Regions from separate parts of the Homo sapiens genome. Here region 2 is linked to region 1. The links are chromatin contacts, found by Hi-C or POLR2A ChIA-PET in ENCODE. All regions are on one chromosome and are shown on one strand. The core of a region is the stretch at or near the end of the contact, and the rest is flanking DNA. Distances in the headings are between cores, read along the strand shown.

Region 1 (4,139 bases), core at 918-3,417:
TAAAAATGCAGACCCTTAGGTCCTACTCAGATCTACAAAATTAGCATCTTTTGGGGGTGGGACCCAGGAATCTGCATTTTTTTTTTTTTTTTTTTTTTTGAGATAGAGTTTTGCTCTGTCGCCAGGCTGGAGTGCAGTGGCGCGATCTCAGCTCACTGCAACCTCCACCGCCCAGGTTCAAGCGATTCCCCTGTGTCAGCCTCCTGAGCGGCTGGGACTACAGGCGCACACCATCATGCCTGGCTAATTTTTTGTATTTTAGTAGAAACGGGGTTTCACCATGTTGGGGTTTAGTAGAAACGGGGTTTCACCATGTCGATCTCCTGACCTCGTGATCCGCCCGCCTTGGCCTTTGAAAGTGCTGGGATTACAGGCATGAGCCACTGCTCCCGGCCGGAATCTGCATTTTAACAAGCAAACCAAATATTCTTCCCCATAATGAAGCTTGAGAGTCACTCACTTGACTTGATACTCTTAGCACATCTGTATACCTTTGTGAGAACTTCTCAAATAATTAAACCTATCAGGGCATACATCATAATTTTCAGGCTAGAAAATGTCACTGCTATTATCTAAAGAAGCAAGAGTTCCTCCCAAAGAGGAGGGTCTGATCTTCCCCTAGAAAAAACTGCACAGGTGTAGAAAAAACTGCATAGGTGTAGAAAAAAGACACTGCAATTCCACTGGCTCAAGGTGGAAGGAGAATAAAGCCTCGGACACTCCCATGTGTCTGCAAGAACTTCAATCCTTCTTTCATGGTGTATTTCCAAGTGTCCTTTCCTCCTGTTTCACTAAATATCTGCACTCTCACCATGAACTGAGGCAGCCTGGGATGCGAGGTACCTCCTACCTCTGGACCCTATCTAGACTGCTGGGTTCCACTCTTCCCAATCAAGACCCAATGCAAATGTCACCTGCTCCAGGAAGCCTCCCCTAATTCTAGGTCATAATGTATCACTTCACCCCTCGCACTCTCATCCAATTTCACTTGTGTGATTTTCTCATGTATTTTGGATGTAGCTCAAACGTCCCCAAGTCCCACAGCCTGTGGGTGCAAATGCAGTCATGTTAGTCGTAATACCTGAATTATTATCTTGGTATCCTTTTTGCCCCGGGAACTCCAGGGCTGTGTTCTTGTTGCTGGCTCCAAAGCTAACAATAAAATCCCTTCACACAAATCGTCCTTTGGCTTCAGACCTCAAGGTCCGTGTCATCTCCGCAGGAACCCTCGTGGGGTTGGCGTGCCCAGTCCCCTCCGCTGCGCGTGCATCCCGCTCCGCTGACAGCCAGTGCTTTGGTTCTCCAGAGGTGTTAAATGGCTTGGGAACATAATTTCAAAACGGACAGTTGGATAAACACCAGAATAAGCACCAGAAGATGACAGCGGAACCAAGGCTCGAGATGGGCCGGCTGACACCACTGGGCGCTGAACCTGGCTGGAAGCTTCCTGGCAGCGACAGCGAAAAGGGAACACCTGTCGTGGGCGCCCTTGTTTCACTGTCAGTAAGAAGTAGAGCAACTGCTAGACGCGCTCCACAAAACCCTGGACGCACTTCATACACACCCCCACCCCAGCAAGCTCAAGTACCCTGTGAACCTGGACGCCCACCACCCCCAGGGCAGGCAGCGAGGAGCTCTTCAAGGGGTAAAGCGACCCCTGTGGGGCCAGCGCCCGTCCTCTCTCCTGCTGTTCGCGGGCACCCGGGCACGCGGCGACTCGGCTGAATTAGGGCGTCCTGCAGCTCCCGAGGCGAGGAGGCGCTTGGCCTTTCCGTTCCGCCCTCAGAAGGGAGAGGAGAGGTGGTCCTCGAGTGGGAGTCAGTTCAGGATGCGGGCTGTGCCACGCGCGGAGGTCCGGGGACCCCACCGCCGCCTCCTCGAGGCCCGCCCCGCCCCTTACGACCCGTCCCTGCAACCCCCCGCGTGGGCTTCCGGCCGCGGCGACCCCTGCCCCGCGCTATTGCGCGCGCTCGTTCGCTGACAGAGGCTTCGAGGGCGGCAGGGCGGGGCTTCGGCGCCGGGGGCGGGGCCTTCAGCGGGCGGGCGGGGTTTTGGCGCCGCGAGGTGGCGGCAGCAGAGCGGCGCAGAAGGGAGGGGGCGGCTGGCCGCGCGGAAGGAGTGAGTCACCTGACCGCTGCCCTCGCCGCCCGCCGGGCGCTCTCGCTTCAGTCAGTCGGGCCGCGCCGCGCCTCAGCTCTGGTGAGTGGCTCGGCCGTCCCGCCGGCCCTTCTCCGGGAGGGTTGGCGCGGTCAGGGCCGCGGGCCTGTGAGGGGAGGCCGGCGGACAGGTCCAGTGAAGGCGCGGGCGGGCCGGGGGCGGCTCTTTCTGGGCTGGGCGGGGCGCGGGGGGCACGTATCGGGGCCCGCGGGGGGCGCCGGCGGCCGGGATCCTGGAAGTGGCCGCGACGCCGGAAGGGGCGTCCCGTCGGCGGCCGAACCCCCTGCACTGCCGGAGCTGTTGTTTACCCGCGCGCGCCGTACTTTACCCGGGGCGGGCGGGGGCTGGGGGCCGCGGGGTCCCTGCCCCACCCCCCTCCCTGCCCTCGGGCGCCAGCCCGGCCCCTCGCCCGCGGCCCGCCCGGGCTGTGACACATCAGCACCGCCCTCGCGGCTGGGGCCCCGTATTGTCCTCCGCCGCCTCCCACCGCATGCCCAGCCTCGCGTCTACTCAGCCCGGTGGCTGTCGCGCGTGGAATCGCGTAAGAAAAGCCGAGTTTGTGGCTGGGGAGAGAAGGCCACCGTGCTGAGCTGGATTTAGCGAAGACTGGTTTTGGGGACCGGAGAGCCCAGGACTCCCTTTGTTGGAGTTTTGCCCACGCGTTGTAATTAAGCCTCGCACAATATGGTGAGAGTGGGCGTTGATTCTGGAGACACCAGCTTTGTGCTCGTGTAATGTAACACGAGTGCCGTTGCTTTCTCATTCTTACACGGCAGTTTCATGTCATTGAGTAGAATTGTGCGGAATGCTTTTATGGAGTGAGGCTTCTGCGTTAAACTTGTGCTGATTCCAGGTAAAGTGTAGTAGTAATTGTGAAAGAACGTGTATGAGGAAAACGAGCTACAATGTCATGCTTGGAGGAACAAAGAATGTTTTGTAGGATGCTTTGCTTTTTGGAGAATTGTGTAGGGGTAGGGACTGTTACCCATGGATGATGCTATGGGAATTTGATCATGTATTTGAACACCCTTTACATCAGAGGGTCTGCATTGAATGCAGTTCAGAAGGATAAAGGGTGGAAATCCCAGATGTGTTAGTGGCAGAGCACTTGAGCGCTTCACATAGTCAAGCAGAGAAATGGGAAGAGGTCGGCTTGCTTCTTCCTGGTCTTTGGGTAGTGGTGCAAGGGCTGGGCTGGGCTTGAAGGCACTTGCCACTTCTGCCTTTGGACATCTTGAAGAAGCTTAGGGAAGAAAGGCTCCCGGTGAGTCAGCTTGGAGTAGGGTGACTTTGGCGTAGTGATTCTTGTATTGTTGTTTAACCTATGTTTCTGTCAAGTGGTTTACTGTTGTTCGGTATGTTGGTTGGTTAACAAGGTAGGATGACTCTCTAAAAAGTTGGGTTGCTGAGTCATTCGCCCCAGCTTGAGAGGTAATTAGAAACAGCTGGTGCAAATACTCTCATCACATGCCTCCACTATAAAAGGCCAAAGAGCGCTCTAGAGAGGTTGCTTCAGAAGGCTGAAGGGGACCCAGCTGGGGTTGTTTTGATACAGGTTATCAGTGGGTGAAGTGGAAGAGCACTCTTAGGCAGTGGCCAATAGCACTGAGGCGGGTTTAAAGACGGAGCCTCGTGACCTGCTGTCTGAGAATAAATTTGCGCTGGAGAGAGCTAAAACTGGGGAAGAAATTTGCAGCTAGGGGTAACCCAATAAAAAATATTGTAACAAAAATATTTACTACTCTTACTGGACTTAGTTTCCTTTTTGTGGTTTCTGTTACGTGGTCTATAAGTTTCAAGCAGTGAGCTTAATTTGTGCGTCATAAAAATTTGGTTATGAGTACACAGAAGGGACTTGCTCTGTTTCTCATGGCCCTTGGCTTTTCATGCATACACAAGAAGTTTCAGGAGTCAGAGGAGGGTAAGCACCATATGGGTGGAATTAATAGGTCTCATTGGGTTAAGTCTCGAAAGAGCTGTTT
Region 2 (4,139 bases), core at 502-3,001, 1.1 Mb after region 1:
AAGTACAGTCTATCCAATTTTATTTCAAGATACGACAAAAAACAATCATTTTTGATGATAGTAAAGGCTTCAGAGTTTTCAATTAGATTCAGTTTATATTTTGGCAAAGAACCCAGGTACAACTAACACCTGCTGAGCCTACTTCCTTCCCATCAAAGTTTGTTGCCTGCCTTTTTAAACAAATGGAGATCATTTGAGCAGATTGAAAACAGTAATTGGGGTTCAGGGATTTAGCTAATTAAAAATAAGTGATACTCCTGCACTATGATACCTGAAGCTCATAGGTGCTCTTTTCTAAACATTTACATCCATGTGTTAGTCTTCCATTTTAATATACTTCATGAACAGGCCTAATCATATAAGTATGAATTTTGTTCATGTACTCTTCAAACTTTTCTGTTACATTCTGTCCTTAGAGATGCATGGCATATTCAAGGAATGAACAAGGATAGTCAATGCTCTTAATACTATCAGTAACTTACTTTTTATAACGCTTTGATGTGAGAGAACAGAACAGTATAAATACAGCCTATCCAATTTTATTTCAAGATACAACCCAAACAATCATTTTTGATGATTCTGATGAAAGGTTATCATCAAAAATGATAGCAAAGGCTATCTTAACTATCCTGACGAGGATACTTAAGAGAAAGGCTATCCTTGGAAACTGTGAGAATCCCAGAAACTCCTGCTTAAAGAGGAGGAAAATATCTAAAGCCCAACCAAAATTAGTGTGGAGATCCCACAATCTGGGCATTGCAAAGCCCATTACCAGAAGCAATGACAATGCACATCCTAGACAATGCTTTACTAATAAATAGCAATATTAACAGCACATTTGGACAGAAGAATAAAGAGTTTATTAAAATAAAATCTTTTTCACTTCCTATCTCTTTTGGAAAGAAATACAAAAACTATAAATTATATCTATAATGCAGTTTGGATCACTCATTGATCCAATGGCTTCAGATATCTGAATTATAAAATCCATGCCTTCCCTTCCCAGAGTTATAGATCCAGATTGATCCAGTTATAGATTATTCATTGATCCAAACTGCAGTTTGACAGAACTAACATACAACCCAGTTTTTGAGGGCTGGAAAGTAAGGAAGACCTGGTGATCAATAATATTAGAATACTTCTCAAAGGAAGAAATTAACAGATGACCTTACTAAAGAATATGCATTTCTCAAATGAGTTTTACCAGTCACCACATTAGTCAGTAGAAACCAGATCTACAGAATGGCTGATAACAAGATGAATGGAACCACCTTCTAGGTGGAAAATAGATTGGATGGCAGAATCTGGATCTATAACTCTGGGAAGGGGAGGTATGGATTCTATAATTCAGATATCTGAAGCCATTGGATCCACAGCCCAGTGAGGAGCAGCTCCTGGATCCACAGCTCAGGGAGCAGCAGCTATTGGATCCAAAACCCCGAGACCCAACATGCATAGTCAGGCAAGAATTGCAGAGCATGTGAGTCCTGGGGTAGTAGCAGGAGGTGTGGCAGGGGCTGGACTCAACACACAATGTCTGACAGCTGTTGGGCCTCCAGCAGGTCTCCTGACAGCCCCTATAGAGAGAGGAACCCAGCTGGCAGGTGCTGGGAGAGCAGAGGTCAGTGCTGTAGACCAGGTTGCTGGGGTAGGAAGAGCCACAGGAGGAGCCTGGGTAGTGCAAGTAACCCCCGTGGGAGCAGGAGGAGAAGTTTCTAGAGCAACAGTTGTAGGACATGTTGACGGGAAGATGTGAGTTCAGCTGAGTGTACCTGGGAAGATTCTGAGTTTTAACGTGGCATCCTGGACAGTGTCATTTATATCCTCTCAGCAATAGGTGTGGTGCACAGCAGAGTCATCCCTCACATTTTTGTGCTCCCTCATTTACATATGTGTAGCTCAGCAATCTTGCCTGTAATTGCATTTGAATACTTTTCCACATGTTGTATTTATGCGTGCTATAATTTTGGTGTTATAGCACAAAGCCAATGAACTGCACTTATGCCAGAAATGCTATGACTGTTTCGTATTAATATTTATTTTATTATGTCTAGGAAAGCACCTCCTTTTCCTCCTAGCATAATTTTCATGTGTCTTGTTATTGGCTGTTATGGGCAATAATTTTCCCTAAACAGTGAGAAATGAGATAAAGTTACATGTCTTTTTTGTCAATGGATTAGAGACACAACTTTGGCCTTAATGAGAAACCTGCTGAAAACTAAACCTACATGTCACCATCCTTTCTCATTCCACAAAAGTTTCCTTCATCTATTATGTACTGTTACTCACTGTGTCTCACATCCAGTGTAGAGGGAAAAGTATGAGCCAAGACAAATTGAATAACATTGATGCCTATGACCAGAAGGAAACCTGGACAATTATTTGGAGACATGGTGACAGCAAGGGATGGAACTGAGACAATCACAAATGAAAAACAATTCTGGGGCCTTATGAAGAGAATTAAAGTGTTAAATAAACACACACCATTGAAATGACAGAAAAAAATAAATGAATTTTAGATTCAATGCATCTAATATGAGGCCCATGGTCCTAAGAGATTCTCATTCATATGTGTGGCAGCCTGGAGAATTCTCATCTCGGATCTTAAATTACAGGAGGCTTAAATAACCAGTGGTCCTACCTGCTGTGTTCTAAAAGTTAACACTGCATTTTTGGGGAAGGCTTGCTTTCTCTGGGCTGCTCCCAAGCAAAGACTGAGCACAGTGGGATATAGGAATTCCTGGAAGACAATTGACGGCCAGCTTTGACTCAGGGTTTCCTCAACGGCCTTAAAGAACTACTGTCTCCTGCATAGGTCTCAAGCACTTCTTTCTCTTTCTCCTTCACTTGGGCCAGACCTATGTCCAAATCTTACAACTCTCCCAGCCTCTCTCAGGGGAGACTCTGGAAAGAGAAAAAATGCAGAAAATCTGTAAATATTTAATCTTGTTTATACTTTTTAAAAAGTGATACTGTTTGGATTTGTGTCCCTGCCCAAATCTCAGGCCAAATTGTAATCCCCAGTGTTGGGGAAGGCCTGGTGGGAGATGATTGGATCATGGGGGTGGATTTCCCCCTTGCTGTTCTCGTGCTAGTGAGTTAGCTCTCATGAGATCTGGTTGTTTAAAAATGTGTAGCACTTCCCCCTTCACTCTTTCTACTGCTTCCCTTGTAGGACTGCCTGCTTCTCCTTCATTTTCTGCCATGATTGTAAGTTCCCTGAAGCCTCCCCAGCCGTGCTTCGTGTACAGCCTGCAGAACTGTGAGTCAATTAAACCTCTTCTCTTTATAAATTACCCAGTCACAGGTAGTAGTTTATAGCAGTGTGAGAATAGACTAATACAAAAAGTAAACCAATTTTTTGAAGGATAGCAAAAAATTTAAACTGAACATTTTATCTTGAGTATGCCAATCAGGGTAAACAAAAAAAAAATTATTTCAGTTGTTCAATGATTTAGAGAAACAATAAACAAACTTTTGAGTTTAGTTTTGGAGCTTATGTTCAGACTGTCTCCAGGTAATATCTGCTAAAACTCATTTTTTCAGCCATCTCCACCTTAGTTAGACTAGATCTACACCATTCTCCTATTATTTCACGTGTGAGTTGATGTCTTTTATCAAGATTGGTAAATTCCCAACTGTACTCTCTTCAAATATTGCTTCTGCCCCATCCTCTCATCTTTCTTTTGCTTAGATTCCAATTATAAGCAAGGTACACTTTTTAACTACATTACATATGGCTTATACTCTTTTTTCTATTTTCAATCTTTATATAGAAGTATTGGCTTTTGCTTATTGAGGTTGTAACCTGGATGGTTAGTGAAAGCAAGATTTTCCAGCATGTTAGTGACAAGTTGCCTGGTTATTTTGAAAAGAGAAGCAGGTAGGTGCCAAACGTTGTAATTTTCAACTATGGATGAGATTCTGTTGAAAACATATCTCAAATATCCAAAGCCATTATTCATAGCCCAGTGAAGAGAATCATCTGTCAAAAGATCAGAAGCCTTTTGATGTATATCCCTGAGCCATATATTTTATGTGAAAGATCTCAATTTTTAATTGTTGATAAATAATTCAGTCAAAAAAAGAAACAACAATGATGAGGCTCCATATTAAACAGAACAAATAATATGATCTCC

What was found. A loop is a pair of places that touch in the nucleus more often than their neighbours do. ChIA-PET counts read pairs that join two places held with the same protein, here RNA polymerase II (POLR2A).
Region 2: a loop to region 1 is called in a map of mesothelial cell of epicardium, with 18 times the contacts of the local background. The contact joins the promoter of KRTAP13-3 here to the promoter of BACH1 in region 1. A Hi-C loop is called at or near these places in 1 of 168 maps with a recorded cell type or tissue (mesothelial cell of epicardium). POLR2A ChIA-PET finds 5 or more read pairs at or near these places in 1 of 52 experiments (WTC11).

The regions. Positions count from the first base shown.
Region 1 is chr21:29,296,755-29,300,893 of GRCh38, forward strand. It overlaps BACH1 (BTB domain and CNC homolog 1), which reads left to right and starts at 2,168. Exons shown (of 5, transcript NM_001186.4): 1 at 2,168-2,199. LOC105369299 (a long non-coding RNA gene) reads right to left here and starts at 1,982. Exons shown (of 2, transcript XR_937652.3): 1 at 1-1,982. RefSeq lists a silencer at 1,693-2,602 and an enhancer at 3,833-3,942.
Region 2 is chr21:30,424,175-30,428,313 of GRCh38, forward strand. KRTAP13-3 (keratin associated protein 13-3) reads right to left here and starts at 1,752. Exons shown (of 1, transcript NM_181622.2): 1 at 1,206-1,752. The coding sequence starts at 1,738. The coding sequence ends at 1,220. All of the region lies in intron 3 of LOC105372772 (a long non-coding RNA gene), which reads right to left.